Regions from separate parts of the Homo sapiens genome. Here region 1 is linked to region 2. Evidence: chromatin loops called from intact Hi-C (ENCODE). Cell type or tissue: heart right ventricle. All regions are shown on one strand. Each heading gives the region's core, and the rest is flanking DNA. Links, peaks and the distances in the headings are about the cores only. Region 1 overlaps NUDT2 (nudix hydrolase 2). Region 2 holds the start of RPP25L (ribonuclease P/MRP subunit p25 like).

Region 1 (15,204 bases), core at 3,501-11,500, 260 kb before region 2:
TTTATAGGGAGGGCATGGGATCAGCTACCTGTTTCTGCCTCAACCACGGACCAATAATATGAGATCTTTGTTCACCAGTTCTACAGTGATGGGGTGCTTCCTTTTGGCTTCTGGAATGGGGTAAGTTCTTGACATAAATAGGGAGTCCAGGAAAATAGAACAATGAAATAGAATAGAAAAATGAAAGCCTACCACTTTATATATGAATTTGTAAACTCAAACAGGGATTTCATTATACATGCTATTCAGAACTGTCTCCTTTTCATGTGTCTAAAAATTTTTCTTACAAGCAGTACATTAGGCTTGACCTAATTTTTTTTTCTTTTTCTTTTGTTTTTGAGACAAGGTCTCACTGTATTGCCCAGGCTGGAGTGCATTGGTGCAAACATGGCTCACTGTAGCCTCAACCTTCCAGGCTCAAGCAATCTTCCCACGTTGGCCTCCCAAGTAGCTGGAAGTACAGGTGCATGCCACCATACCTGGCTAATTTTTTTTCTATTTTTTGAGAGACAAGGTCTCACTGTGTTGTCCGGACTGGTCTCAAACTCCTGGGCTCAGGCAATCCTCCTGCCTCAGCCTCCCAGAATGCTGGGATTAAAGGCTCGAGCCACTGAACCCAGCCTCGACCTCATTTTTTTTAATGACTTCATGCTATTTCATCATATAGATATACTGTACTTTTTGCCTATTCCCATATTGATGGATATTTGTTTCTGGCTCTTTTCCTTTTTGATATTGCAAACAAAGTTGTAGTGAACATTGTTATATGTACATCTTTTTTTTTTTTTTTTTTTTGAGACAGAGTTTCGCTCTTGTTGCCCAGGCTGGAATTCAGTGGCCCCGTCTCGGCTCACCACAACCTCCACCTCCCGGGTTCAAGTGATTCTTCTGCCTCAGCCTCCCAAGTAGCTGGGATTACAGGCGTGTGCCATCACGCCTGGATAATTTTTGTATTTTTAGTAGAGACGGGGTTTCTCCATGTTAGTCAGGCTGGTCTTGAACTCCTGACCTCAGGTGATCTACCCGCCTTGGCCTCCCAAAGTGCTGGGATTACAGGCATGAGCCACTGTGCCCGGCCCGTTGTGTGTACATCTTAAACCTATATTTCTTATGTGAGAGTGGCTAGAAATGGAATTGCTGGCTCTTAGGGAATGTGCATTTTATGTTTTGATAATTATTATCAAATGGCCCTCCTAAGGGGATATGCTAATTTACTTTTCTACCAACAGTATATGAGAGCACAGACCATTTCAGAAATCCCCTTTGAGATTATTTCCAGTCCTTAAAAACTTTTGTTACAGGTTTAGAAAAGCTTGGAAAGGTCTTGGTGTTGGGTGTTTGGTTTTTGGTGAGAAACCGCTATTCTCTAGAGTAACATTACCATCTGTTGGCAGTCTTGAGAATTGCCCTGGAGTAGGTTTCTGTTTGGGCCTGATTTTTATGCCTTTGATAGCTGCAAATTCATCTTGATTGAGCACCAGCAAAGGGACTGTGGAGGATAGCAGCTCCTGCTCCAGCTGCCCTCTCTGCATCAGCTGTGCAACCCCCGGGCACCAGCAATGTCAGGCAATGGTGGCATGTGCCTGTATTGCCAGCTGCTCAGGAGGCTAAGGGGGGAGGACCACTTCTTTTTTTGAGACAGAGTCTCACTCTGTCGCCAAGCTGGAGTGCAGTGGCCCGATCTCGGCTCACCACAACCGTAACCTCCGCCTCCCGGGTTCAAGCAATTCTCCTGCCTCAGCCTCCCGAGTAGCTGGGATTACAGGTGTGTGCCACCACACCCGGCTAATTTTTGTATTTTTAGTAGAGACAGGGTTTCACCATGTTGGCCAGGATGGTCTCAATCTCTTGACCTCGTGATCCACCCAGGGAGAGGACCACTTCTGTTTGGGAGTTTGAGGCCAGTCTAGGCAACATAGTAAGTCCCTGTTTCTTAAAAAAAAAAAAAAAAAAAAAAAAAAGGATAAAATAAAAGACTAAAAAAAATCAGACTGGGCATGGTGGCTCATGTCTATAATCCCAACACATTGGGAGGCTGAGGTAGGTGGATCACTTCAGCCCAGAAGTTCAGGATCAGCCTGGGCAATATAGTGAGACCCTGTCTCTAAAAAAAAAAAAAAAAAAAAAAAAAAAAAATTGGCCAGGCATGGTGGTGGCATGCCTGTAGTCCCAGCTACTTGAGAGGTTGAGGTGGGAGGTTTGCTTGAGCCTGGGAGGTCAAGGCTGCAGTGAGCCATGATCACACCATTGCACTCCAGCCTGGTCAACAGTGCTAGACCCTGTCTCAAAAAAAAAAAAAAACTCAACGAAATATTTTTTTCTATATGAAGTTACTCTCTGTAGATGACCTCTCTGCATTGTCAGAAACCACACTGCTGGGGGGTTCTGTGCTTCAGGGGCTCAGGATATGGGCTGGGGGAAATGGGGTTACAGGTTTGACGATAAAACTTGTACTGCCTCTCTCCCATTCCCAACATCTCTCTTGTTTCAGTGCGTTTGCTTCTGAGGATCTCCAGTGTCACAACAAACACATGCCAGCCCTGTTTTACAGGGAGCCCTGGAGGAGTTGGGATAGAGGCCACATTGACTGAGGGTAGTTGCCAGGGTCCTGCAGTTATACACAAAGGTCAGTCTCTGATTCCTGGATGCCTTCCATTGGTCCTGGGCATGCTGCCTTTTTCTGTGGGCTATGAGATCACAGTTAGCTAGTCTGCATTACTGTCCATCACCAGATTGCTACCCCCCAGTATGGAGCTTCCTATTTTGTGTAACTTCCCAATATTCTGTATCTTCTTTGTTAAGTCCTTAGGATAAGACCATGGCCTTGAGAGCATGTGGCTTGATCATCTTCCGAAGATGCCTCATTCCCAAAGTGGACAACAATGCAATTGAGTTTTTACTGCTGCAGGCATCAGATGGCATTCATCACTGGACTCCTCCCAAAGGTAGAGGCCAGAGGGGCCAGCTCTTGGGAAACTGCCAACCACTGCTCAGAAATCTACCCTGCCAGGCCCTCCCCAAGGCTTAATTCCCAGTGACTGTGTAGCAAAAAGGGGTAGGGAAGGTAGGAGCTCTTGACCCTTTCTACATACAAGGTCTCCAGACCAGGCCAGAGTAGAGCTGAGAATTCTGTGACTGAATTCCAGGGTAGAAACAGCACCTGGTGTTTTTATGAGTATCATTCGCCAGCTCTCCAACCTCTGTGGTGAATGGCTGGGTAAGAGAAAAAACAGTGGGCAGGGAATTGGGGACCTTGAGGTTGACTGAGCTATGTGCCCACCTCTCAGCTTTGAGTTTTTCATCTGTCAAACAAGGGCTTGACTAGAAAATCCTGTTTTCAGCCAGGCACAGTGGCACACGCCTATAATCCCAGCACTTTTGGAGGTCGAGGTGGGCAGATTGCTTGAGCCCAGGAGCTCGAGACCAGCCTGGGCAAAATGGCAAAACCATGTCTCTACAAAAAATACAAAAATTAGCCAGGTGTGGTGGTGCACACCTGTAGTCCCAGCTACTCAGGAGGCTGAGGTTAGAGAATAACTTGAGCTCGAGAGATCAAAGCTGCAGTGAGCCGAGATTGTGCCACAGCACTCCAGCCTGGACAACAGAGCCTGTCTCAAAAAAAAGAAAATCCTAAGTTTTCTTCCAGCCTGTCTCTGATTTCATTTGATCAATTTCCTTTGACTCCTAGTTCAGTGTCCCTATCATTAGGTTTTTCTTTTCTTTTTTTTTTTGAGACAAAGTCTCGCTTTGTCGCCCAGGCTGGAGAGCAGTGGGGCAATCTCAGCTCACTGCAACCTCCATCTCCCAGGTTCAAGCAATTCTCCTGCTTCAGCCTCCTGAGTAGCTGGGATTACAGGCGCCCACCACCACGCCTGGCTAATTTTTTGTATTTTTAGTAGAGACGGGGTTTCACCATGTTGGCCAGGCTGGTGTCAAACTCCTGACCTCAGGTGATCTGCCCGTCTGAGCCTCCCAAAGTGCTGGGATTACAGGCGTGAGCCACCGCACCCAGCCAGGTTTTTCTTTTGAACTAAACACAGAGAGTATGAGTTCTACAGTGTTTCTGAACATAGTTGTATTTTGAGTTGGAGCATAGAGAAGTTGGGCTCCCTGATCATAGATTCATCTGCAGATTGTGGCAGGAGTGGAGGAGTGAGGAGATGGGCAGGGCCTTCTTAGACCAGGAGGGGATGGGCAGGGCCTTCTTAGACTGTAAAGATTATGGAGACCTTGAGATTGCAGCTTGACCAGCTAGCTACCTGTGCCTTGAGTCTATCACTCAGCACTGAGGGTGGAGTCGGGCAAGTCTCCAGTGGGAAGAACAGTGAAGACTACTGGCCTGAGGCCTTAGGCCAGGCCAAGATCTGTTTGTAAGCTGGCCAGTTTTCATCCACCAGCACTCCTGACCTCACCTCTAAGAGTAAGAAAGCTGCAGTCATTTGGTCCTGAAAGAGAAGCCAGGCTGTGTGGGGAGAAATGGGAAAAAGGAGCCCTTCTTGGCTGAGGCCATTGGGATGGTTTGAGTTGGGAGGGACAGACTGTGGCTCAGGTGCCTGCTGGAATGAGGAATAGCCCTCAGACAGAAGGAAGCAGGGACTTTATTTTTTAAATTATTTTGTTATTATTATTACTATTTTATAGAGACAGGGTCTTACTATATTGCCCAGGCTGGTCTTGAACTCCTGGGCTCAAGTGATCTGCCCACTTGGTCTCCCAAAGTGCTGGGATTATAGGCATGAGCCACCACGCCTGGCCAGAAGCGGGGACTTTAAAAGGGAGTGGGGTTAGAAGGGATGGACAAAGATCCAGGATTGAAGGAAAACAAGGAAATGGGAACAGGAAATAAATTTTGCATGTTTGAGTTGTACTGGGGAGAAACAAGGTGAAAAAAGAGGCAGAAGCTTCACAAATACTATGAATAGGAATATTCACACTTGTCTCCGGATCACATGAGTCACACTGCCTTGTTCCTCTCACTACCTGATGTCAGTGGACCTCTCCTAATCCTTTCCTGCTTCGGCAGAAGCTACCCTGTTAATTAACACTGATGGACAGAATACTGAATAGATGCCCCTGGGAGGGGTGTGCTCAGGGACTTCCATACACCTCTGAGGGGAGGTAGGACGTCCTGAGTCAGTATCACCCATCACTACTAGCATCCCTCCCACCTTGCTCCCCTGATGCATTACCTGTCTGTCTTTGTGTACACCACTATAGGAGGTGCTTGTGCAGAGAAAATTCCCCAGAAGCTATAAGCTAGAATGGTTTTTAAGTGCTAAGTTTCTGGGGGTTTTGTTTGTTTGTTTGAGACGGAGTCTCGCTCTGTTGCCCAAACTGGAGTACAATGGCACAATCTTGGCTCGCTGCAACCTCCGCCTCCTGGGCTCAAGTGATTCTCCTGCCTCAGCCTCCCGAGTAGCTGGGATTACAGATGTCCACTGCCACGCCCAGCTCATTTTTGTATTTTTAGTAGAGACAGGGTTTCACCATGTTGGCCAGGCTGGTCTCAAACTCCTGACCTCAGATGATCCACCCGCCTCGGCCTCCCAGAGTGTTGGGATTACAGGCATGAGCCACCGCCCCTGGACCCTGGGGAGTTTTTTGTGCAGCAGCTGGCTCTGGGCATTGTAGACCCCTGGGAAGGATGAGGGCCCCCATCTCCAAACCAAGGAGAGAACAACTGAGTTCCTGCTCGCCATGAGCCTGTGAGCAGGAGGCCTCCCTAGAAACTTACTGGAGCCAAGGTGTAGACAGAGTCTGCCAGACCGTTCCCAGTCTTTGCCCCCTCTGGGGAAGCTGAAGATTTGTGGGAGGGGACTAGAGGTAAAGCTGAGAGCTGCTCCAGTCTGCAGAGCTTCAAGTTCTCCTACAGCAGTTTCTTGGCAGCTGTCTTCTTGGGTTTGGGTGTTGCTAACACATTTTCTTAGAAGTGGTTCTCAGCTGGCCCTTAGTCTAAGTTCCCATCAAGAGTTTCCCTATGAAACTGAAATCTGGCTTTGCCCAGTAAGAAAGAGGAAAACAATTTGGAAAAAGCCTTGATAGCTTCATGGAAACAGCTGCTCATTCAGCCGTGCAGGGTTTTGAGCCTGTTGGCCCTGGAATGTCAGGGTCCACCTGCAGACAATGTTAAGTCCTCACTGGATTGTAGGCAAAGTACTTCCTCGTCAGCTAACTTCCACTTGTTAAGAAAGGACTTCCCCCTCCTTGGAAAAATCACTTCAAGGTCTCCAATAGAAAAGTGATTCCTTAGAGCATGGGATGAAGAAAGTTCCGAAGAATAAGAAAGCAGACGTCTGAAGAAGGTCATCTCACACCATAAAAGAGCAGTATTCTAAACCTGACTTGCTATACACATGGTCTGTTTCACTCTCTGCAGAGAAGAGGGAATGGAAAGGTGGGATTGCTCAAACCCCGAGAACTAGACACTACCTGCCCTGCACCCCCTTCCCAGGCATGTTAGGATATTGCCAATCTCCAGGCTTCCTTTAGCAACACCTAGAAAAGTCACTGAATGGCTGGGTGTGGTGGCTCATACCTGTAATCCCAACACTTTGGGAGGCTGAGGCAGGAGGATGACTTGAGGCCAGGAGTTTGAGACCAGCCTGGGAAATATAGTGAGACCCCATCTTTACCAAATAAATAAATAAATAAATAAATAGCTGGGCATGGTGGCACATGCCTGTTGTTCTGAATACTCAGGAGGCTAAGGTGGGAGGATCACTTGAGCCCAGGAATTCAAGGCTGCGGTGAGCTGATTGCACTACTGCACTCTGGCCTGGGCAACAGAGTGAGTCCCTGTCTCAAAGCAAAACAGAAAAAAAAAAAAATCTTGTCTGGAAAATCCAGCTTTGGGAACTTTGGAAGATTTCCTCCTCCTTTTCTTCCTCTTTTCTCCTAACTAGGCCATGTGGAACCAGGAGAGGATGACTTGGAAACAGCCCTGAGGGAGACCCAAGAGGAAGCAGGCATAGAAGCAGGCCAGCTGACCATTATTGAGGGGTTCAAAAGGGAACTCAATTATGTGGCCAGGAACAAGCCTAAAACAGTCATTTACTGGCTGGCGGAGGTGAAGGACTATGACGTGGAGATCCGCCTCTCCCATGAGCACCAAGCCTACCGCTGGCTGGGGCTGGAGGAGGCCTGCCAGTTGGCTCAGTTCAAGGAGATGAAGGCAGCGCTCCAAGAAGGACACCAGTTTCTTTGCTCCATAGAGGCCTGAGCTGACTGGAGCAGAGTCATTTGCTTCAGCAGGATCCTTGTGGGCCTTCTAAGATGAAGCCACCCTCAGGTCCAGGGAAGGTTGTGCTGGTATTTGGCTCATGACAGCCAAGAGCAGATTTGTGAAATCGGCTCAACTCCCAGGTGAGAGCAAGCAAAAATCTTGGCTGGGTGGAAAGGAAGGCAAAAGAGTAAAAATTAAAAAGGCCAGGCCCAGTAAGTGTACCTTGTACTTTATAAATAAACCTCAAGCAGCTCAAGGTTGTCCTTCTAACCTGTTGTGTTTATTTCTTGGACTCTTGGCATTGGTGGAGAGAAGAAAGCTGAAGTGAATCAGAGTTCTGACCTTAACCAGAGGGAACTCTGTGTCCATACAGTATCCCCAGAGAACTTAAGAGCTAGGGATCCAAATGGAAGAGACCCAGCACTGGCAGGATGGCTCTCTCGCCTCTGGAATGCCAAGCACACCCACCCCACCCCCACCAGGGGCCCTGAGACTTTGTGACCCATAGTCAGGATTTCCAAGTGAGTGGGACTGGAGTGCAGGAATTGGGTCTGTCCTACTCACTAATATATCTTTCACCAGCAGCAGGCACATATGTTGTAAGTACTCAGTAAATATTACCTTAAATAGGGCCAGGCACGGTGGCTCACACCTGTAATCCCAGCACTTGAGGCCTAGGTGAGCAGATCACTTGAGGTCAAGAGTTTGAGACCAGCATGGGCAACATGGTGAAACCCTGTCTCTACTAAAAATACAAAAATTACCTGGGGGTGGTGGCACACACCTGTAATTCCAGCTACTCGAGAGGCTGAGGCAAGAGAATCACTTGAACCTGGAAAATGAAGGTTGCCGTGAGCTGGGATCGTGCCACTGCACTCCAGCCTGGGCGACAAAGCGAGACTGTCTCAAAAAATGAAAGTATTACCTTAAATAATTAGAGACTGGCTAGGCGTGGTGGCTCATGCCTATAATCTCAGCAGTTTGAGAGGCTGAGGTGGGTGGATAACTGAGGTCAGGAGTTTAAGACCATTATGGCCAACATGGTGAAACCCCATCTCTACTAAAAACACAAACATTAGCTGGGCATGGTGGTGCACACCTGTAATCCCAGCTTCTTGGGAGGCTGAGGCAGCAGAATTGCTTGAACCTGGGAGGTGGAGGTTGTGGTGAGCTGAGATGGTGCCATTGCACTCCAGCCTAGGCAAGAGTGAGACTGTCTCAAAAATAAATAAATAGGCTGGGCGCAGTGGCTCACGCCTGTAATCCCAGCACTTTGGGAGGCCAAGGCAGGTGGATCACCTGAAGTCAGGACCTCAAGACCAGCCTGGCCAACATGGTGAAACCCCGTCTCTATTAAAAATGCAAAAATTAGCAAAAATGCAAAAATGGTGGCTCATGCCTGTAGTCCCAACTACTCAGGAGGCTGAGGCAGAAGAATCACTTGAACCCGGGAGGCAGAGGTTTCAGTGAGCTGAGATCACACCACTGCACTCCAGCCTGGGCAACAGAGCAAGACTCCACTTCAAATAAATAAATAAATAGAGACAGAAAGAATTTTAGACTCCCCAAGTCACAACAGAGAGAGGAGGGACAGGCAACCCTGGACCCCCAGGTCAGTGACACGTGTACTCTGTCCTCTCAGACCAGGCCTGCCTCCCAGAGTGATAAGCCTTGTTAACATGACTAAGGTCACTGGGAATGAGGCAAGCCCAGACCCAAAGGAATCTGCTGGGCCACCCAGCAGTCACATCATTACACCTGTGCATTCCTCACCTGCAGCTGCCTTCCCCACCCTCAGCAAAACCTCATCATTAATGTTTCTCTCTTCCTATCTACTTTTTTTTTTTTTTTTTTTTGAGACAGAGTTTCGCTCTTGTTGCCCAGGCTGGAGTGCAATGGCACCATCTCGGCTCACCGCAACCTCTGCCTCCCAGGTTCAAGTGATTCTCCTGCCTCAACCTCCCGAGTAGCTGGGATTATAGGCATGTGCCCCCAACATGCCCAGCTAGTTTTGTATTTTTACTAGGAACAGGATTTCTCCATGTTGGTCAGGCTAGTCTCAAACTCCCGACCTCAGGTGATCTGCCTGCCTCGGCCTCCCAAAGTGCTGGGATTACAGGCATGAGCCACCACGCCCAGCCTTCCTATCTACTCTTTTTGTCCACAACTCCACTGTAAGACTCAGAGGTGCAAGAGCTGGGTCTCAGCCCTGTTTTCCTTTGCTACTAGGGCTCAAGGAATGCAGGAGCAGGTGTTAGATCCCACAGCCCTTCCAGGAGCTGTTAGCAGCTGGATTCATGTGGATTTTATTAGAAAGTTGTTGCCCAATGAAGTGCAGAAGATTGGAAGTGAAGGGGCATTGGCAGAGGTCAGCCTGGATTACCAGGGTCAAGAACAGCCACCCCCAAAGGAAGAAAAGACAACTCGCCCAGGTCTTAAGCAGACTTCCAGATGTTTTTAGTCCCCAGTTCTCCATGCAGACAGGGCAAAAGTACTAGTGAACAGGATCTTGGAGCACAGCCAGGGGCCTGAATGGTTTTGTTCCTCACCCTCTGAGCAGCATTCTCTGAAGGAGGCCTGCTGCATGAAGTTTTTGGAGCTTAATGTTCTTTTTCCAGGCCAGCAGGGACCATATCACACTGATTTAATAAATGCCTGCTGGGCAGTAGTGCCAAACCACAGACGAGCTGCCTCCTAACAAGGGCTGGCCAGCTCCGCACTCTCAGAATGGGAGGCTGTGGAATCTCAAGTCTAAGACCTCATACATCAAAGTTGGAAGGGACCTGGAAAATGACCTGATTTGGCTGCTCATTTTTATTGCTGGGGAAATTGAGACTTAACAAGATAGATGGCCCTGGCAGTATCTATAGATGGGGTGCTTTGAAGAGGGGGTGCCAGAGGGAAGACTGCTTTAGAATATATATATATATATATATATATATATATATATATATATATATATATATATATATATATGTATGTATGTATATATAGCTTTGGAGTCATTCCTCTGGGCCTTACAGAGTGTTCCATTAAAATGTAGGTACTTTGGTGAAGAGGTCCCTCATAAGTTGTATTTTTTTTTTTTTTTTTTTTTTTTTTTTGAGAAGGAGTCTCACTCTGTCGCCCAGGCTGGAATGCAGTGGCACGATCTCGGCTCACTGCAATCTCCACCTCCCAGGTTCACGCCATTCTCCTGCCTCAGCCTCCTGAGTAGCTGGGACTACAGGCACCCGCCACCATGCCCAGCTAATTTTTTTTTTTTTTTGTATTTTTAGTAGAGATGGGGTTTCACCGTGTTAGCCAGGATGGTCTCAATCTCCTGACCTCGTGATCCACCCACCTCGGCCTCCCAAAGTGCTGGGATTGCAGGTGTGAGCCACCGCGCCCGGCTGTAAGTTGTATTCTTTGCAGGAATAACTGACAGTAGGGTGGGACTAAAGCATGTTATGGGAGGTGGATGAGGGTGGGAGAGAGAGGAGCTGAGATTAGGATGTGGCAGGTGAGTAGGCTTTGACAACATCACCACTTTGCTTTTGGCCAGTGGGGCTTGGGCAACCTGAACTCAGACCCCAGAGCGTTACAAAATCCAGCTCCCGTGCCCCACCACACCCCTCTCAACTGGCAGAGCAGCACTCTGCCGATGCTGCACTTTGGGTTAGGCCAGGCCTCAGGGAGACCTCAGCAGAGTTGTACCAGTTCAGGAGATGCTTCCATGTTGAAGTTTTCCTCCAGAGAATGGGGCTGGTCAGAACTAATCTAAAATTGGAGGAGAGCCCTGCCCCAGCCCCTCTGAGGGAGAGCTCTCCCCTGGGACCTCAGCCAGTTTACCAGCTCTTTGGCTGTCAGAGTCCCAGAGTTCTAGAGTCCAGTCTTTCCCAAGTTCTTTCGTTGTTGGTTTTTTTTTTTTTTTTTTCCCGAGAGATGGAGTTTCACTCTGTTGCCCAAGCTGGAGTGCAATGGCGCGGTCTCAGCTCACTGCAATCTCCACCTCCCGGGTTCAATCAATTCTCCTGCCTCAGCCCCCACCGAGTAGCTGGGATTACAGGCACTCACCACCGTGCCCAGCTAATTTGTGTATTTTTTAGTAGAGGCGGGGTTTCACCATGTTGGCCAGGCTGGTTTTGAACCCCTGACCTCAGGTGACCCGCCCGTCTTGGCCTCCCAAAGTGCTGGCCCAGGTTCTTTTTTTTGGTGGGAGGACAGAGTCTCTCTCTGTTCCCCAGGCTGGAGTGCAGTAGTGCAATCTCAGCTCACTGCAAGCTCCGCCTCCCATGGCCCAGGTTCTTTATGTAGAGTTTCAGTGGATTAAGTGAGCAGGGCAAGCAAAGAGATTGCTGATGTGGTCGTCTTTACACTCCACAGGAGTTTCCCTGGGGAATAAGCTTAGGGAATGGGGAGCTAGAAGAGCATCTTGCTCCATCATGGGGTTGGCTCCAGAGTGTAGCCTGTTGCTTCTTTTTACAGGGATCAGAAGAAAGATGACCAAGGTTGGGCATGTGGCATTGGCTCACACCTGTAATCCCAGCACTTTGGGAGGCAGAGGCAGGAGGATCACTTGAGCCCAGGAGTTAGAGACCAGCCTGGGCAATGTAGTGAGACTCCATCTCTAACAACAACAACAAAAAATTAGCCAGGCATGGTGGTGTGTACCTGTAGACCCAGCTACTCAGGAGACTGAGGAGGGGAGAATTGCTTAAGCCCAGGAGGGTGAGGCTGCAGTGAACCAAGATTGTGCCACTGCACTCCAGCCTGGGTGCTAGAGTGAGACCCTTATCTCAAAATTAATTAATTTTTTTTTTTTTTTTGAGACGGAGTCTTGCTCTGTCACCTAGGCTGGAGCGGAGTGGCGCAACCTCAACTCACTGCAGCCTCTGCCTCCCGGGTTCAAGTGATTCTTCTGCCTCAGCCTCCTGAGTAGCTGGGTCTACAGGTACACACCACCACACCCAGCTAATTTTTTTTTGTATTTTTAGTAGAGACAGGGTTTCACCATGTTAACCAGGATGGCCTCGATCACCTGACCTCGTGATGTGATCTGCCCGCCTCGGCCTCCCAAAATGCTGGGATTATAGGCGTGAGCCACCGTGCCCAACCAATTAATGTTTAAAAAAAAGGAAGAAGAAGAAAAATGACCAGTTCTTCCCAAGTTCTCCATAGAGGGTGACTTAGGGAAGGAGCCTAGGCAGAACCACAGTTTGGAGAGGAGAAGCCTCTGGCTTGAGATACCTTTGTTTAAACATTTATGTCATCACTTTTGTGGCTCCTAAAGTCCTGCCTCCTTCAAATAGCTTTCCCAGGCTACTCAGAAATTTCTGGTTTCCGTTTCCCTAATGGCTACTTCCTCTCTCTCAAAACTCATCTGGCACCTTAGGAAGTTGCTTCATTAAAAAAAAAAAAATCTGTATCCAGTATGACCATTGCTCCTTTAGCTCAGGGGTCCCCTCCCACCCACCCTCTCAAGATGACCAGTGTTGGCTGGGCACAGTGGCTTACGCCTGTAATCCCAGCACTTTGGGAGACCGAGTTGGGTGGATCACCAGAGGTCGGGAGTTCGAGACCAGCCTGGCCAACATGGTGAAACCCCGTCTCTACTAAAAAATACAAAATATTAGCTGGGAGTGGTGGTGGGCACCTCTAATCCCAGCTACTCAGGCAGCTAAGGCAGGAGAATCGCTTGAACCCAGGAGATGGAGGTTGCAGTGAGCCGAGATTGTGCCACTACACTCCAGCCTGGGCAACAGAGCGAGACTTTGCCTCAAAAAACAACAACAACAACAACAACAACAACAAAAAACAAAAAAAAGAATTACCAGTGTCGTTGGCCCTCCAACCCTAGGCCTTTTCCTCCCTGCCTATCTCATGTGCACTGTGTCTCAGACACTCTCAAAGATCATCATTCTCAGACACACATGCTGAGGCAAAAGGCACAGGGCTGAGAGAAGCCATGTGGAGTGATGGTCTGGTGTTTATCTCTGGCTTTGTCACTACCTGGATACGTGATCTTGGGCAAGCTCTGAACCTCTCTGGACATTATTTTCCTCATTACAACAAGGGAGTTGGACAAGATGATCTCAATGGTTTCTTCCAGATCTGACAACCTGTAGGATTGGGTTTGAATTTTGACTCCTCAGATTACTGTGTAAAGATCAAAGCTCCGAAAGACGCTTCCTCTGTTTGATTATTCTGTTTTTCTAAGACACTCTAGTTTTCTAATTTGAAGTTCAAAGTGCTAAGTGTAAAGTTATTCAGTAAGTATTGCTTAGACTAGTATATAATTTAAAATACCTGAATACCCATTACCAGGGATTAATAAACTTTGACACATGCATGATATGAAATATTATGCAGCCATAAAAAAAAATAGGATGGTCCTTACATAGAACCTTTGTACCTATTAAAATTTAAATTTAGGCCAGGCGCGGTGGCTCATGCCTATAATCCCAGCACTTTGGGAGGCCAAGGCAGGTGGATCACGAGGTCAGGAGTTCAAGACCAGCCTGGCCAAAATGGTGAAACCCTCTCTCTACTAAAAATACAAAAATTAGCTGAGCATGGTGGCACATGCCTGTAGTCCTAGCTATTTGGGAGGCTGAGGCAGAGAATTGCTTGTACCCAGGAGGTGAAGGTTGCAGTGAGCCAAGATCATGTCATTGCACTCCAGCCTGGGCAACAGAGCTAGACTCCATTTCAAAAAAATAAATAAATAAGAACAAAAGCAAAATGCCATATGCGGGGCTATCTGGCCACCAGTGGAATCAGGGGTCTGACGCAGTGTGGTGGCCAGCTGGGACAGGATAGGGGATGGAGCAGTCAGCCATGTTGCTCTTTGCAGCACTTTGGCTTTCTTTCTCTTTTTCTTTCTTTCATTTCCCACACTACACCGATGAGTTTTGCTTTCTTGAGTGGATGTTGAGGGTGACGATGACGACTCCCAGGACAAATGCCAGGCCAAAGGGCTGAAGCCAACATGGCTGTCTGAAATTGGTTCGGTAAAGGAAGAGAATAATGTTGTGCTTCCTTCTTGACCTAATCGCCACTTCTAGTGGAGCTATAAGTACACCTGTTGGAAGGTGAGAATAGCATAAACTCTCTCTTCCAAACTATCTCCTTTACATTTCTTCCATCACTCCTACCCAAGATCATGCATAGTGTTTATTCCCAAGGACATATGGGCACTTATCTTTCTGTAGTCAGTTGAATGTCTTTTCCAATGGTCTAGCTTCTCTGGCAGGAGTCAGAGAATTACAATGTGAAGAACAATTGTGCAACTCTGTTTAAAAGTTAGGTATGAGAATTGGGGTCATTTTAATATGGACTGGATATTAGATCATATTAGGGAATTATTAATTTTCTTAGATATGAAAAACAGTTGTGTAGGAAAATGGCCTTAGGAAATGCATGCTGAAGAATTTAGGATGTAGTGTCACAATGTCAGTAAGTAATGCAACTTTGAAATGGTTCAGGCCAGGTGTCTCATGCCTGTAATCCCCCACTTGAGGAGGCTGAGGTAGGAGGATCACTTGAGCCCGGGAGCTTTAGACCAGCCTGAGCAACATAGTGAGACCCTGTCTCTCCAAAAAAAAAAAAAAAAAAAAAGTTAAAAAAAAAATTAGGCAGGCATAGTGGCACATGCCTGCAGTCCCAGCTTCTCAGAAAGCTGAGGTGGGAGGATTGCTTGAGGTTGAGATTGCAGTAAGCCATGACTATGCCACTGAACTCTACCCTGGGAGCGAGACCCTACCTTAAAAAAAAAAAAAAGTGGTTCAGAAAAAAAATTCACACATACATAAATAAGGCAAATATAGCAAAACTTTAACAACTGTTGACTCAAGATGGTGATATATGGGTGCTCATTATTTTAGACTTTTAATTTTTCTGTATATATGAAGTTTTTCATGAGAAAATTTGGGAAGCAATGAGTGTGAGTGTGGTCTCAACTAGGCAATAAAACTATGCATTTAAAAAAAGGCAGGAAGAGG
Region 2 (15,204 bases), core at 3,442-11,441:
GTGTGGAAAGAGAAGCAGGTGGGGAGAAAGGGAGCAGAGTATCCAGAAGAGGGACAGGGAGAGGGAGTGGGAGGTGGGGGCAGGGATAGGGAAGATGGAGAAACTAGGAGTCAGGGGACTGTGCATCAAAGGTGGGAGCAGGGGCATACGTTTGCAAAATCACAGATACAATTTTTCATTTTGCAAAAATTTGCATGAACAAATTCCCTGCTCAGAAGCACAAAGTCCCTTCATGCTTCCCCACCCCAGTGGGCACTGATCCCACCTACCCACCATTCCTCATGGAGGAGAAAACTATCCTCAAAGGATTGTCCCCCCTAGTACCAACCCAGAGTCTGACATTGCTCTCTGCTGCTATAGAGCTGGGTCCTGGATAACAGCTGGGATTTCCAGGAAGGCCTGAGGACCATGTGTCCCTAAGATTGGATCCCTCCCTTCGCCTCCCATGGCTCTATTTCCTGCCAGCCTGTGATTCTCTGAAGTAGGGGAGAGGGAAGATAAAAGGCCCCAACTTTCCCCCAGAAACTCAACTGTGGTGATTGGGAAGGCAGATAAAAGTCAGAGATTTGGAAACTTAATGCCAGCGTTACCATGTCTGAGGGAAATAGACAGAGGCAGAGGGAGACTCCAAGAGAAAAAACTGAATTAAATTCAGTTCAACAGACGTTTATTGGTGCCTACTGTGTGCCAGGCCTAGAGGGAACATTGTGTACAAAACTACAGATGACTCCCATGTTTTTGGCTTGAGAGACTAGGAGATGATGGTACCATTCACCGAGCTGGGGAGAGAGAAGGGACTTGACATATTCAGTTGAAGGGTCTATGGTGTGACAACTAGGTATGTAACCCCTGTTCAACAGTTCCCAGCATCCTTTATGCTCAGCATGTGCTGGAGGCTTGGGCATTTAGAGTCTCAGACTAACCTGGGCATTATGATGGTGCTAGGGGATGATGAGATAGATCAGAGAACAGGGAGGGGGTGTGATAAGAAAGGAAGAGGAGAGGAGGATTGAAACTAAAACTCTGGGAACCCATGATTAAAAGAGAGGAAAGGGATGGTGATGCACACCTGTAATCCCAGCACTTTGAGAGGCCAAGCCTGGCGGATCACCTTGAGCCTGGGAGTCTGAGACCAGCCAGGGCAACATACTGAGACCCTGTCTCTACAAAAAATATAAAAATTAGCTGGGTGTGGTAGCACACAACTGTAGTCCCAGATACTTAGGAGGTTGAGGTGGCAGGATCACTTGAGTCCAGGAAGTAGAGGCTGCAACAAGCCATGATTGCGCTATTGCACTCCAGCCTGGGCAACAGACTGAGACTGTGTCTTAACAACAACAACAAAATTGGGGGCGGGGGGAGTAGTAAAAATAAATAAATAAATAAAACAAAAATAAATCAATAAAAATAAAAATAAAGGGCTGGGCGCGATGGCTCACTCCTGTAATCCCAGCACTTTGGGAGGCTGAGGCAGATAGATCACCTGAGGTTGGGAGTTGGAGACCAGCCTGGCCAACATGGTGAAACCCCATCTCTACTAAAAATACAAAAATTAACCAGGCGTGATGGTGGGTACCTGTAATCCCAGCTACTTGGGAAGCTAAGGCGGGTGAATCGCTTGAACCCGGGAGGCAGAGGTTGCAGTGAGCCAAGATCACACCACCGCACTCCAGCCTGAGTGACAGAGTAAGACTCTGTCTCAAAAAAACTAAAATAAATAAATAAATAAAATAAAAATAAAACAGAGGAAAGATGAGGGACTTCCAGAAGACAGGGAAGGTGTAGTGGTCCTAGGGATAGAAGAATCAGGGTTGCATGAGGCCAGAAATAGCCTGGTAGGACCAAGGAAGAGCCCAGGTCTTCAGCAGCCAGGAGAGGGGTGGGGCCAAGGGGACGAAGCTAGGGGTATGGAACAGGCTGGTGTAGACTCCTCCACAGGGGCCTGTGAGTAGAGTGTAGACCCCTCCTTCCCCAGCCTCCATGCTGTTCCCTGGAGCCCTGCTTGGGTTGGGGGCCTCTCTCAGCCAGGCAGAAGAATCAAAAAGCTCCTCCCAGGCCCCTAGACTTCCATCCCTGAGCCCTGGTTTTTGGTCTCCCCAGGAGAGTTCTGAGCCTTCCTCAAGCTCAGGAGCATGCAGTGGTTGGGGAACCCTGGGGACCCTGGGGGTAATTGAAACCAGGGCTAAGACATTAGAAACCATAACGCTGACTCTGCGGCTCCCCCAGGATAGCTCCTGGTTTTCTTCTCACCCCGATCCTCCCTGCTGTTGACAGCTCAGCTCTCCCAGGCCCCCAGCAGCTGGGCTGCTGACCCTCCTCCTCAAACCAACTAGAAGGGGCGTCCAACCAGAAGGCACCCAAAGCCAGCCCTCAGGGACCTTTTCTCTGCTCTCAGAAAAGCTTAGTGTATACCAGGCTAACCTCTTCATATTGAGGCATCCCAAATTCTAGTCTTAATAATCCCTTTTTGCAGAACCTAGGGAGTTGAAGTTAGACAATGGGAACAATTTTGCAATAGTGAAAAAGAAAGGGAGGAGGTAGATGTAGGGCAGGAGTGCCCGTCAGCTAGCAGGTGCTCAATAAATATGTGGAGAAAAACAGATCTCAAAGCCTGGACCCCACCAGAGGGAGGTGTTGGCTGGCCAGATCTGTAACAGGGGCAGTACAGGCTACACACCAGGGTAGCAGGAAGTGACAAGGTCAGATAAGGAATTCTGTGGCCTGGAAGCTCTCTCCTTGCTTGGATGTCTCTCTTTCTCTACGTTGCAGTCCTTGTCTCTTAGCAAAAGGACCAGAAGCTGCACTTTTGTAAGACTGATGGGAAGGCCCTCCCCCTGCACAGCTGTCCAGAGATTTCAGGATTCCTAGATTCCCCAAGTGCTGGTGTGGAGATTTGGGCCTGCCTCTGTCTCTGTCTGTCTCTCTCCCTGGCTTTTTGGTTAGAGACAGAGGGGTTCAAATACCTACTCTACTACCTACTGGCTTTGTGGCCTCAAAAAGTGACTTAAGGTCTCAATTACCTCAGAAGTAAAATGGGATCATAACAGTGCCTATTTCCTAGGACTGTGGTGAAGATTAAGTTAAATGAGATAATCCAGTCAAGTGCTTAGTGCTAGCCCTAGCAGGTGCTAAAGCCCCCTTCGTCTGCTGGCTTTGGCTTCCTCCCAGTTGATGTCTATGTCTCCTCTGTCACGGCCTTTCTCCCCATTTTCTCTATCAACATTATCCTCTGTCTCTGTCTTTTACTGTCTTTCTCTTGATCTCTTTGGCTCTCCTTGTATCTGGCCCTGCCTGCATGACCCTGCTCCAACCCTCTGGCACAATTGGCCTAGGTGAGGTAGGGTAGGGGTGTCCAGGAAGGTAAATTTAAATATGGCATTCATGGCAGCAGGGTCATGCCTGAGCCTGAACATAGGTGAACCACAATCGTTGGGGTGAGTACTTCTGTCTATGGCCCTTTCTGACTGGGCAGAAGAGCTGGGGGCTCACTCTGGCAGTCCTCTTGGAGGAGGGGGGACTTGTCCTGACTGTTCTGGGCCGCCCCCACACCTGGACCCAGGCCAGATCCCCATAGCTAGTGCCTGCCTGGAGGTGAGGCAACCTGCCCAAAGGCCAGAACTGAAAGGGGTAGCCCTCTACCTCCACACAGAGTTGCTTACCTGACCTCAAAACATTCTGGCCCACCCTCATCCAAGTTCTGCTCTGAGCCTCCCATACCCCATCCCAAACCCTGTGTGGAAGCACATTGCCTCCATAGATCTAGTTTCTCTTGTCTCTGGCTCTTCCTATCTCTGTCTCTATCTATGTGTCTCTGTCTTCTCAATCTCGATCTATGACTTTGGCAACTGCATAAGCCTTGCACCCCTAAGCTAAGACCACCAGGGATAAGAAACTGCAGGGGTTGAAGAGTCTGTGTTCTTCACCTGGTCCAAAAAGCTCCTTCTTGGTGGTGGTGGTGGGGCGAACACAAGAAATCCAGATGTCATTTCCATGTCACTGTGGACCTGTGAAGGCAGGGGGCATGGCATAGAATAGGTGCTCATTAAATATAAACCAAATGAAGGAGGGGCAAACAGAGGACTCCAAACAAGGAACTGAATGGCTGAGGCTGTAGCAGGCAGGAACATGGAGAGACTATGGAAAGGCTGCTGCTCAACTTTGTGACTCAACAAGGAGTCTTCTTTGGGGGTCAGGATTGGTCTCAACTAGCCCTAGATGCTGCCACACCTGGGCCCTGGCCAGCCCCTTCACGTCAGCTCTTGGGCAGACAGCCAGATGGGTGAGCCACTAAGACTTCCCCATCACTTCCCTACTCCCAACACACCATTGCCTCAAGGTGCCCACCAGCTTCAAGCAGAGTGCTGGGAATACAGAGCCAGAGAGGGAGAAACTCTGGGCAGGGGCACACGGCAGGCAGAGGCTGAGACAGGAGTCTGGTGTCCTGGTAGCCAGCCTGGGCCTGTCATGAGGATCCTATGCCAGTACAGTGATGGGGGCCAGACCCGAAACAGGATTTTATGTGGGGAGAGAAGCCAGGAATCCTTGAACATGTGGGCAGCTGGGCAAGGGGTGGAACGTCCCATCAGGTAAGGACAGATGTGCAGCTTCTTGTCCTTCTTGTTAGATAAAGACAAGCATTGAGACAAAAGGTTCAGAGAGATAGAATCAGAGCAAAAGAGAGAAGAGAGAGCCTGGGAGACAGACCGAGAAATAGAAACTCTCAGAGACACAGTCAGGCACAAAAACAAAGATGCAGAGAAAGAGATGTGAGTCAGGGACACAGACAGGGAAATGCAGAAGAGAGAGCCATGGAATTAAAGACACAGAGACCAAGATAGGGAGGGATATGAAATCAGAGAGAAACTGTCTCAGTCACAGAGCAACAATGTGGAGACAGACTCAGACAGAGAAACACAGAGACAGGGAGAAAAAAAAATTGAGAGATAGAGAGATGGAGAAGAGAGAGAGGAGGACAGCGACAGCAAGATCAAGAGAGGCAGAGAGATGGACAGAGGACAAGGCAGAAGGAAGCAAAGACAGGGCTAGGCAAAGAAAGAGATCAAAACATTAGGAGTGGGAAAAGTGGGCGAGGGACAAAGGAGTTTCGTGGCCTCAGTCTCTCTAGCCTGGTCTCCCCAGGGTGTTGGACCCTTACTTTGCTATTCTCTGGTTTCCATAGCAACAGGGAGGGCAGCGCCAAATTTGCATACACATTTACATCCTTTCTATTTGAATAATTCAACAGGTTTCTGTGCATATTCATGAGATAATGAATGAAGGTGACTCTCAATCCCTGCTCAAAACCTGGCTATGGTATCCCCTGCTTTGTAGTGTATGGTATGGCTCTGAGCCTGGTTTTGTAGGCCTTGACCTCTCCCTGCCAGACCCTGCTAACGATGCCAGCCCCTCCTCCCCAAACATCTTTTGCATTTTCCTACCTCTAGGCCTTTCTTCAGGTTATGCTCCTCTGCCTGCAGGGGATGCCTTTCCCTCAGCGTCAGTCCTGCCAGTGGCCTCTGGTAAGGAGTAGCAGGAGATGACAGGGGTGAGCAGGGCTCATCTTGGCTCCCTGGTGGAGGCGATCCTTCAGTCACATTCCTAACTGGGGGTGCTTGAAAGGGTCACACTGAGAGAGGCTGGGGTGTAGGCTGAGCTGCAGTCTGACAAATCTACCAACATAGAGCTACCTAGGACACAGTGGCCTCCATATGGAAACTGACAAAGCCCTTGGTTCCAGCTAGAATAATCAGAGGAGCTGAGATAGCACCAAAAGGAATCTCAGGAACAGAGGGGCTGAGGTGGCTCAGATGGTGGGGGAGAAAGTTCCTAGGGCCAAGAACCCTTTCAAAGTGCCAGGCATTGAATGGCCTTGTGGGCTGGGAGGAGCTTCTTCCGGGCCTGCTCTGCTTATAATTTTGGCCTCACTGACTACCCCTTGGATCCCTACAGCAGCTTTCTCACTGCTCTTCCTGCCCTGTACTGCAATCCACTCTCCACATTGTAGCCAGAGTTCTCTTTCTAAACACAATCTGATATTCCACAGAACTCCCACCTTGAAGCCTTCAGTGACGTTCCATCTCCCTCAAGATAGAGTCCAAGCACCTTTGGCCAGGCTTGCAGGCCTCTCTGTCTGACCCCCACTCACTTCTGAGCCTCATCCCTTACTCTCTGCCTTGAACTTCATGCTCCAGTGATCATCTCTATGCTGCCTCTATGCCTTGGCTTATCGCTTCCCTTCACCTGGAATGTCATGCCCACTTCTCTCCTAAGCTATTCAAGATTCCACAGAGGTATCACCTTCTCTTCTTTAAATCTTTGTGTGTCTCTAAAAGTTGGAATACGGGCTCTGTCTGAACTCATGCAGCAGTAAACCTGCCTAATCTGTGTACTTGTCACACCATAGGGAAACTTTTTTTTTTTTTTTTAAATGGAGTCTCACTCTGTTGCTCAGGCTGGAGTGCAGTGGCTGGATCTTGGCTCACTGCAACCTCCACCTCCTCTGTTCAAGCCATTCTCCTGCCTCAGCCTCCCAAGTACCTGGGATTACAGGCGTGCACCATCAGCACCGGCTAATTTTTGTATTTTTAGTAGAGACAGGGTTTCACCATGTTGGCCAGGCTGGTCTCGAACTCCTGACCTCAAATGATCTGCCCGCCTCGGCCTCCCAAAGTGCTGGGACCACAGGCGTGAGCCACCACGCCCAGCCTCCATAGGGAAATTATATATGTGGCTATAGCCCTCTTGGGGTTGGAGGTTCCAAGCCCAGTGACTATATTTGTCACATTGTGGATGATCATCAGCTGTTTGTTGAATAACTGAGGGGTCACTGAGCCCATTAAGGATCAAATTTCAAGTCTCTGTGTCTTGGGACTCCTGAGGCCCTCTGCACAGACCCTGGAAAGGAATGGGCTATCCCTTTGCAAATGCTGCCACCTTGTGGCCACAGCCAGAAGTGAGTGTAGCCAGAACATCACCTATCAATGTGAGAGCTGGACCAGACAAGTATTACAGTAAGGAGTGGGGAGGTAGTAGGTCCCAAGGGAGTGCTCAGAGGCCAGCACCTGTGTCCTTTAAACATTCTTGATGAGTTCCAAGCAGACAGAATGACAAGAACAAAGACTCAGAGGCAGAAAATCTTATGGCACTTGGGAAGTGTGACTGTGGTCAGAGCCTAGGGTCCAACAGGACAAGGCCAAAGACGGACTAAGCCATGGGCAGGGGCCAAGCAAAGGGGTCCTTTAAAACCACCCAGTGGGCTGGGCACGGTGGCTCAGGCCTGTAATCCTAGCACTTTGGGAGGCTGAGGCGGGCAGATCACCTGACGTCAGGAGTTCGAGACCAGCCTGACCAACATGGAGAAACCCTGTCTCTACTAAAAATACAAAATTAGCCGGGCGTGGTGGCACATGCCTGTAATCCCAGCTACTCAGAGGCTGAGGCAGGAGAATCGCTTGAACCTGGAAGGCAGAGGTTGCAGTGAGCTGAGATTGCACCATCGCACTCCAGCCTGGGTGACAAGCGCAAAACTCCATCTCAAAAAAAAAAAAAGAAAGAAAGAAAGAAAAAGGAAAAGAAACAAAAACCAAACATCTAGTGAATGTAGTGAATGAACTTGGATCCTGTCCTCTAATCTTGGCATGGAGGCTAAGGGAATAGAAGAATGACAAGGTCAGATCTGAGTATGGCCCCATATTGGGGGCGGGTGGCTCAATATTCATTCATTTACTCACTAAATATTTATTGAGTACCTACTATGTGCCAAGTGATGTTCAAGATCCTTAGGTTACATAAGGGAATGAAACAAAGATTCTTTCCCTTTTGGAGCTTACATTCTCATCAGGAGGAGACAATAAACAAAAGTATTATTTTAAAGACGTAAATATCATAGAGGTTAAGAAAAACTGGAGTGGGGGAAAGGCAGGGTAAGGAAGATCGAAAGTGCTGGACTGCAATTTTAAATGAAGTGGCCAGAGTAGGCCTCATGAAGGTGACATTTTAGCAAAGACTTAAAGGAGGGAGGGAGATAACCATGCAAGTATGGGGGGAAGAGCATTCTAAACAAAGGGAATAGCCAGTGGCTTGGTTTGGGGGAGAGCTCCAAGGGGAGTGAAGCACAGCGATGAGTATGGAAACTGCTGAGCGATAATGAGTGGCACAAACCAACAGAGGCTTTGGGGATGGAGACCTAGAAGGCAAAATGGGCAGAACTTGGTGCCTGCTTGGATATGGGAGGCACATAACTCCTCCAGGCATATTGTGTTCTGATGTCCCCATTTCAAGGGAACAAACACAAGGTGGCTAGACATGCCACCTCTAAGACAGGTAGTGAGAATGCTCAACGCATTCCATCCTGGATGACTCCATTGCCGACCAGAATGCTCCCCACCTCACCTTTCCCAGCCTCAACTCACCAGCTCATCTTCCGTGTCTCTGTCTCCAGACCCTCCAGCCATCCACTCTCATGCCCACAAATCCTATCAGCTCCAAAAACCCTCAACCCTATTAATACCTTCCCATCCTTTAGCTGTGGTTATGGGTTAAATTGTGCCCTCCACTCCCATTGCCCCCCAACCAAAACCATTTATAGATATCTTCATCCCCAGTACCTCAGAATGTGACTTTATTTAGAAATACAGCCTTTATAGAGATAGTCAAATTAAAATGAGTTCATAGGGTGGGCCCTTATCCAATATAAGTGGTGTCCTTACAAAAAGAAGAAATTTGGATACAAAGACACACAAAAAGGGAAGATGGGGTGGAGACACAGGGAAAATGCCACGTGAAGAGTGGCATGATGCACCTATAAGTCAAGCATGCCAAAGGATGCTGGCAAATCACCAGGACGAGGCAAGAAAGGATTCCCCCACAGATTTCAGAGGGAGTGTGGCCCTGCCAACACCTTGATTTCAGACTTCCAGCTCCAGAATGGTGAGACAATAAATTCTGTTGTTCTAAGCCCCCCAGTTTGTGGCACTTTGTTACGGCTGCCTAGGAAACCATATAGCTACAACGTTCCTGTCCTAGGATAGTCCATCTCACTCCACCCCATCTTCATGGGGATCTCCAGGCCACTGACTCCTGTCCCTTTTCCCTCACTTCCCTCCTGGCCCAGTTTGGATGCCTTGGTCGTTCACTACATGTACTCTCTTGCTAGTCTCCTCATGCATCTTCCCTCATTCCTACCTGTCTTAAAGTCAGTCTGGAAGAATGCATCTGTGCTTTTTCTGAGTCCTCACCTATCCTGTGGGTGCTGCTAAGAGCTCACACACCCTGACCAATGACCCTACAAGTTCATGGTCACCAGCCTACACTGGGCTTTTAGCCCTGCCTGGTCATTATCCTGTACCTCTTCTAGTCACCTCTCCCTAGTCACCTCTCCCAACTGCAACAACTATCTCACACATCCTTCCCTCTAGCTTCCTTGCCCCACTCTCAGCTATGGAGCTGGACTACTGCTTTGAGGAGATAAGAGGCCTTCTGAACTCCCTCATGTCCCATCTTCACCTCCAGACCTATCTGCACACATATCTGTCCTCAACTCCATCCCTCCTGTTACAGGAAGTCATCCCTCCTCTTCCCTGGGGAGGCCCTTACCTCCATGCTTCTGGATCCCATTTGCTTTTACCTGCTCAGGAACCTCATGCTGTGAGTTATCCACAATCTCCTGCATCCTTCATCTCTTTCCCTACTGGCTTCTTCGTCTGTCAGCCTATAAACATGCTCAAGTCTCTGCTAGTATATTAAAAACTACAACAACAACAACAACAAAAACAAAATCCAACACTCTCTGTACTCCACATTCCTCTCCTGCTATCTATCACCCCTTTCTACCCATTCACAATCCAATTTCTTGAAAGAGCTGTCTCTACTTCCTTACCTTTTGTGCCAAGACGTGACCTTATGGTGGCAGAAGCCACATTGCAGTGAATTAAGGAGAAAGTGGACAGAACTAGACACAACTCTTGTGCTCTCTTGTAAAGCTGGTCAGCCTTTCTGACTCCAAAGGGCTCATGCCTCTGGTCCCCTCCCTGCCATTCCTCCTGTAGGCCCCAGCTGGGCCCCGTAGAGACCAAAGATGGAGAGAAAATGCCCCTCCTGGGACTCCAGAGCTCGCAATGCCACCTTCAGCACAGATCACCATAATTATTATATGTGATCCCTCCACCCTGGCCATCAGCAGATGGGATGAGATCATCAGCCAAAGGTCAATAGTCTGCAAGGTGGCCTGGCCTCAAAGCTCTGGAGTTCCAATGATACTCAGAGAACTGCTGATGGCAGAAGACACACAAGTGAAGATGTTCAGAGAAAAAGCGGTATGCAGAAGCTGAGAGGGAACAAAATTCCTGAATTAGCTGCAAGGAGAATGGGGGAAGTCAGTCAGTTGCTGGCAGCAAGACACCTGAGTCACTGCCACTGCAGCCATAATTGCCTTTAGGAGTGTTTTAGATGCTTCACGACCCTGTGCATTTGAGAGACCTGCTCGGCAGCCACTGAGGTTTTCTCTCCTAATCTCCTCTGAATCCCCATCACCTACCCCTCCCCCAGGGTCCTCCACATCACTCAGAGCTAACCTATCTTTGAAAGCAAAGGATGCAGTATTTACAGTTTTGAAAACTGCCTGCTGGCCCTGTGGTCACCTCACCCCTCCTCTAAGCCCTTATCAAGGGCTTCAGTCCTCCAATTCCCTCTCCTTCTCAATCCCTCCTGCCTGGTCTCAGTTAAGTATCACTGCAACATCCTTACATTGCTGGGCCCATTCTACTACAATGTGAGCCCAGAAGAACCCCAACCTTCTGCTTTCCTCATGACTGGACACCCAGGCTGCTGGACACATTGGAGAAAATCTCAAGATCCATGGGAGATCCAACTGATTCAATTCTTCAGAGTTCACTACTGCCCATAATCCTGCTCTAGTTCCCGCAGCACCCCCTGCTACTGATGCAACCTTCATTTCTCTTCTCATGCCCCCGACCCTGAGAGTTTAAGGCCAAGGCAAAGCAGAAAAGGAGCAGCAAAGGGAAAAAAGGCAAGGATGTGGCCGGGCGCGGTGGCTCACGCTTGTAATCCCAGCACTTTGGGAGGCCAAAGCGGGTGGATCACCTGAGGTCGGGAGTTCGAGACCAGCCTGGCCTACATGGAGAAACCCCGTCTCTACTGAAAATGCAAAATTAGCCGGGCATGGTGGCGCATGCCTGTAGTCCCAGCTACTCCGGAGGCTGAGGCAGGAGAATCGCTTGAACCCGGGAGGCGGAGGTTGCGGTGAGCTGAGATTATGCCATTGCACTCCAGCCTGGGCAACAAGAGCAAAACTCCATCTCCAAAAAATATATAAATAAAAATAAATAAATAAATAAAAGGCAAGGATGAGACCTGGAGAGAGATGTGGGATTGAGGTTTTTTTTTTTTGAGATGGAGTCTTGCTCTGTCGCCCAGGCTGGAGTGCAGTGGCGCAATCTCGGCTCACTGCAAGCTCTGCCTCCTGGGTTCACGCCATTCTCCTGCCTCAGCCTCTCGAGTAGCTGGGACTACAGGCGCCCGCCACCACACCCGGCTAATTTTTTGTAATTTTAGTAGAGACAGGGTTTCACCGTGTTAGCCAGGATGGCCTTGATCTCTTGACCTCCTGATCCGCCTGCCTCCACCTCCCAAAGTGCTAGGATTACAGGCATGAGCCACCATGCCTGGCTTTTTTTTTTTTTTTTCTGAGATGGAGTCTCGCTCTATTGCCCAGGCTGAAGTGCAGTGGCGGTTCACTGCAACCTCCGCCTCCTGAGTTCAAGCAATTCTCCTGCCTCAGTCTCCCACGTAGCTGGGATTACAGGTGCCCACCACCACGCCTGGTTTTTTTTTTTTTTGTATTTTTAGTAGAGACAGGGTTTCACCATATTGGTTGGGGTGGTCTCAAACTCCTGACCTTGTGTTCCGCCCGCTACGGCCTCCCAAAGTGCTGGAATTACAGGCGTGAGCCACCGCCCCTGGCCTTTTTTTTTTTTTTTTTTTAAGATGGAGCCTCATTCTATTGCCCAGGCTGGAGTACAATGGCGTGATCTTGGCTCACTGCAACCTCTGCCTCCTGGGTTCAAGCGATTCTCCTGCCTCAGCCTCCCAAGTAGCTGGGATTACAGGCGCGCACCACCATGCCCAGCTAATTTTTTAATTTTTACTAGAGAGGGGGTTTCACCATGTTGACCAGGCTGGTCTCGAACTCCTGACCTCGTGATCTGCCCTCCTCGGCCTCCCAAAGTGCTGGGATTACAGGCTTGAGCCACCGCGCCTGGCCTGTTTTGTCTTTTTGAGACAGAGTCTTGCTCTGTCACCCAGGCTGGAGTGCAGTGGTGCAATCCCAGCTCACTGCAACCTCTTCCTCCTGGGTTCAAGCTATTCTCCTGCCTCAGCCTCCCAAGTAACTGGGATTCCAGGCATGCACCACCACGCCCAGCTAATTTCTTGTATTTTTAGTAGAGATGGGGCTTCACCAAGTTGACCAGGCTGGTCTTGACCTCAAGTGATCCACTCGTCTTGGCCTCCCAAAGTGCTGGGACTACAGGTGTGAGCCACTGCGCCCAGCCTGTTTTCTGTTTTTGAGACAGGGTCTCACTCTGTCATCCAGGCCGAAGTACAGTAGCACAATCATGGCTCACTGCAGCCTCAACCTCCCGGGCTCAAGCGATCCTCTTGCCTCAGCCTCCCAAGTAGCTGGGACTAAAGGTGCACACCACTATGCCTAGCTAATTTTTAGATGTTTTTGTAGAGACAGGGTCTCCCTACTATGTTGCCCAGGCTGGTCTCCAACTCCTGGGATCAAGCAATCCTCCTGCCTCAGCCTCCCAAAGTGCTGGGATTACAGGCATCAGCCACTGTGCCCAACCCAAAGATATGATTCTAAGACAGGAAAAAGCATGTTTGCAAACTAGTGGAGTTGAGGATAAATGTGTATACAGACAGGTCTGGAGGTGAAGATGGAACATGAGGGAGTTCGAAAGGCCTCTGTCTCTTCAAAGCAGAGTCCAGCTCCATAGCTGAGATTGGGGCAAGGAAGCTGGAGGGAAGGAGGTGTGAGACAGTTGTTGCATTTGGGATAGGTAAGTCATTAATAACGATAATAGCAATTAACACTTAATAGCACTATGTGCCAGTGTGGTATCTAAATGTCATATATGTATATTTCCTTATGTAATCTCATAACAATCCTATGTGATAAACACTATCGTATTCCTGTTTTATGGATAAGACCACTAAGGCACAGAGCAGTAACTTGCTAATAAGTGGCAGACCAGGATTGAAACCCAGGCAGGTTGGTACCAGAGTCCATGCTCACAACCACTATACTATACTGTATGCTGCAGATGGAGAGAAATGTCTGACCTGGCAGTGTTCCTAAACCAGGCCAAAGCAGGGGCAAATAACTATCCAGGGAATTAGATATATTCAGTACTGACTGAGGCTTCTTGTAGACACTATATTCTCCCAGCACCGGCCTGAGCCTACTACTCTTCCTCTGTCTTCACCCGATCAGCCCCCCGGGGTAAGGGCGGGGACTCCCATTTCTTTAATCCCACTCCACATAGCAGGCTGAGTAGAGGCTCATCAAATAGGTAGAAACTTTATTTCCTAAATCCCTCCCTGGACCTCTTTCAGAAGGCAGTTCAAATGCACTGTAGGTAGAAGGCAGAGGAAGCCCTTATTTAGCAATGCAGAACTTGGCAGAGGCCCCACATCTGTCATTCTTCACAGCAGTCCCTTCCCACATGCTAGAGGGAAGGGGAAGCATGATAGGGAGGTCCACTTTTGTGGACTCAAACCTTGATGGGGATGTTGAGCAGTCACAACGCTTCTCAGAAAAGGCACAAGCACCCCAGACATTCAGGCCCGGAGAACAGGCTGGCTCAGCAGGTCTTCACGATCGGGTGTCTCGAGCCCTTCTTCGGGAACGAGGGCCACAGCTGGAGCTGGGCATGGAACCCAGGCCAGGGGGTGCTCCTGGGGGTTGGTAACCACACTCATTGGGGTCCAGGGGGTCCCGGCTGAGCAGCACCCACACTGCAGGCACATGGCGGCGCACTGTGAGGGGGTCTAGCCCTGTGTCAGGTGAGGCTGGGACCCAGCTGTCCTCAGTCTGAAGGAAACGTAGCTTGGTGAGCTGGTGCAGGCCTGGGACCCGCCGCTTGACAATCTCAGCGCAGCTGACAGCCTTTCCTGCAGCCCTGCCAGAACCTGAGAACACTACATGCCGAGCACTGCCGCCCTCCAACCGACCCAGAGCCAACCCCAGCAGGTTGCGAATTTTGCTGCCATCTCGGACCCGCATCTCAAGGGTATCAGGAGGTAGCTGGGGCATTGGGGAAGGCGCTGGGAGCTCTACAGAGCCAGCTTTCCGGTAGTGCTCCATCCTGCTTGCTGTCTTGTCTGTGACTCTCGCTGCCCACTGCAGGGAAGCATCAGGTAAGTGCTAAGCAATGTGCCCCAAGTCACTGTCCACCATCCCCTATCTCCATCCAGGATATGGCCCTGCTCCCCGTTCCAGACTTCCCAGAAACAGGATCATGTCCCCTTGTCCTTAGCATCTCGTGACAAGGTCCATGCCTGCCGCAGTCTGGGAAAGGGCTGTACCCCATACACCCCGTTCCTCTACAAGGGCCATAACACCCCCACCTCCAATCCTGGAGTCCAAGAGGCAGGATCACATTCCCCAAACACTGAGCTCTTTGGGAAAGTGCCAGGCCCCCTCATCCTAAACTCTCCAGGACTGGGGCTTAGCCCCCCTTATCCTGGGCTCCTTGGAACAGGGCCTGGAACCCTCACCCCAGACTAATACCAATAGAGAGCGCTCCTCACTTGGGGCTCTACAAGGACAGGGACAAGGCCCTTCGCCCCAGGCCCCCCGGGAAACAGCCAAGAACCCTTATCCAGTGCTGCCCCCAAACAGAACGGATCCCCTCTCCCAGAGATTACCAAGGTCAATCTATATCAACCCAGGTCACTCAGAAACTCGGGGGCAGAGGCTCGACTCGGAGGGCTGCTCAGGACATTCCAAGACAGCCTTGGCCGTTTCCATAGCCACGGTCTCTTCCAGGGTCTTGCCGGCCGCTGCAGCCAAGCCACAGGCGTCCCCCAACCCTACGAGCGCCCCTCTGCCCGCCCGGTTCCGGCTCTCACCGAAGCCGCCTCACGCACGATCCGGAGCCAAGATGGCGCGCGGGCCCG

Evidence for each region. A loop is a pair of places that touch in the nucleus more often than their neighbours do. Peaks named below come from ENCODE experiments on the same cell type or tissue, not always from the same donor. Only the 100,000 strongest peaks of a DNase experiment are listed, where the experiment ranks them.
Region 1: it touches region 2 in a loop (2.7-fold over the local background); 63 of 110 quality-filtered maps call a loop at or near these places.

The regions. Positions count from the first base shown.
Region 1 is chr9:34,336,222-34,351,425 of GRCh38, forward strand. It overlaps NUDT2 (nudix hydrolase 2), which reads left to right. Exons shown (of 5, transcript NM_001161.5): 2 at 8-120; 3 at 2,492-2,626; 4 at 2,803-2,945; 5 at 6,903-7,478. The coding sequence starts at 2,819. The coding sequence ends at 7,219. Among named protein-coding and RNA genes, the nearest start is that of NUDT2, 14 kb to the left of the region's middle. In heart right ventricle, for the core only: no CTCF peak of the experiment used is centred there; DNase peaks (open chromatin) are centred at 5,895, 7,130 and 9,800; H3K27ac peaks cover 3,914 bases.
Region 2 is chr9:34,596,908-34,612,111 of GRCh38, forward strand. It overlaps RPP25L (ribonuclease P/MRP subunit p25 like), which reads right to left and starts at 15,190. Exons shown (of 2, transcript NM_148178.3): 1 at 15,157-15,190; 2 at 13,588-14,425. The coding sequence starts at 14,389. The coding sequence ends at 13,898. RefSeq lists an enhancer at 14,108-14,661 and a silencer at 15,125-15,204. In heart right ventricle, for the core only: CTCF peaks have their summits at 6,937 (motif pointing left) and 7,153; a DNase peak (open chromatin) is centred at 6,934.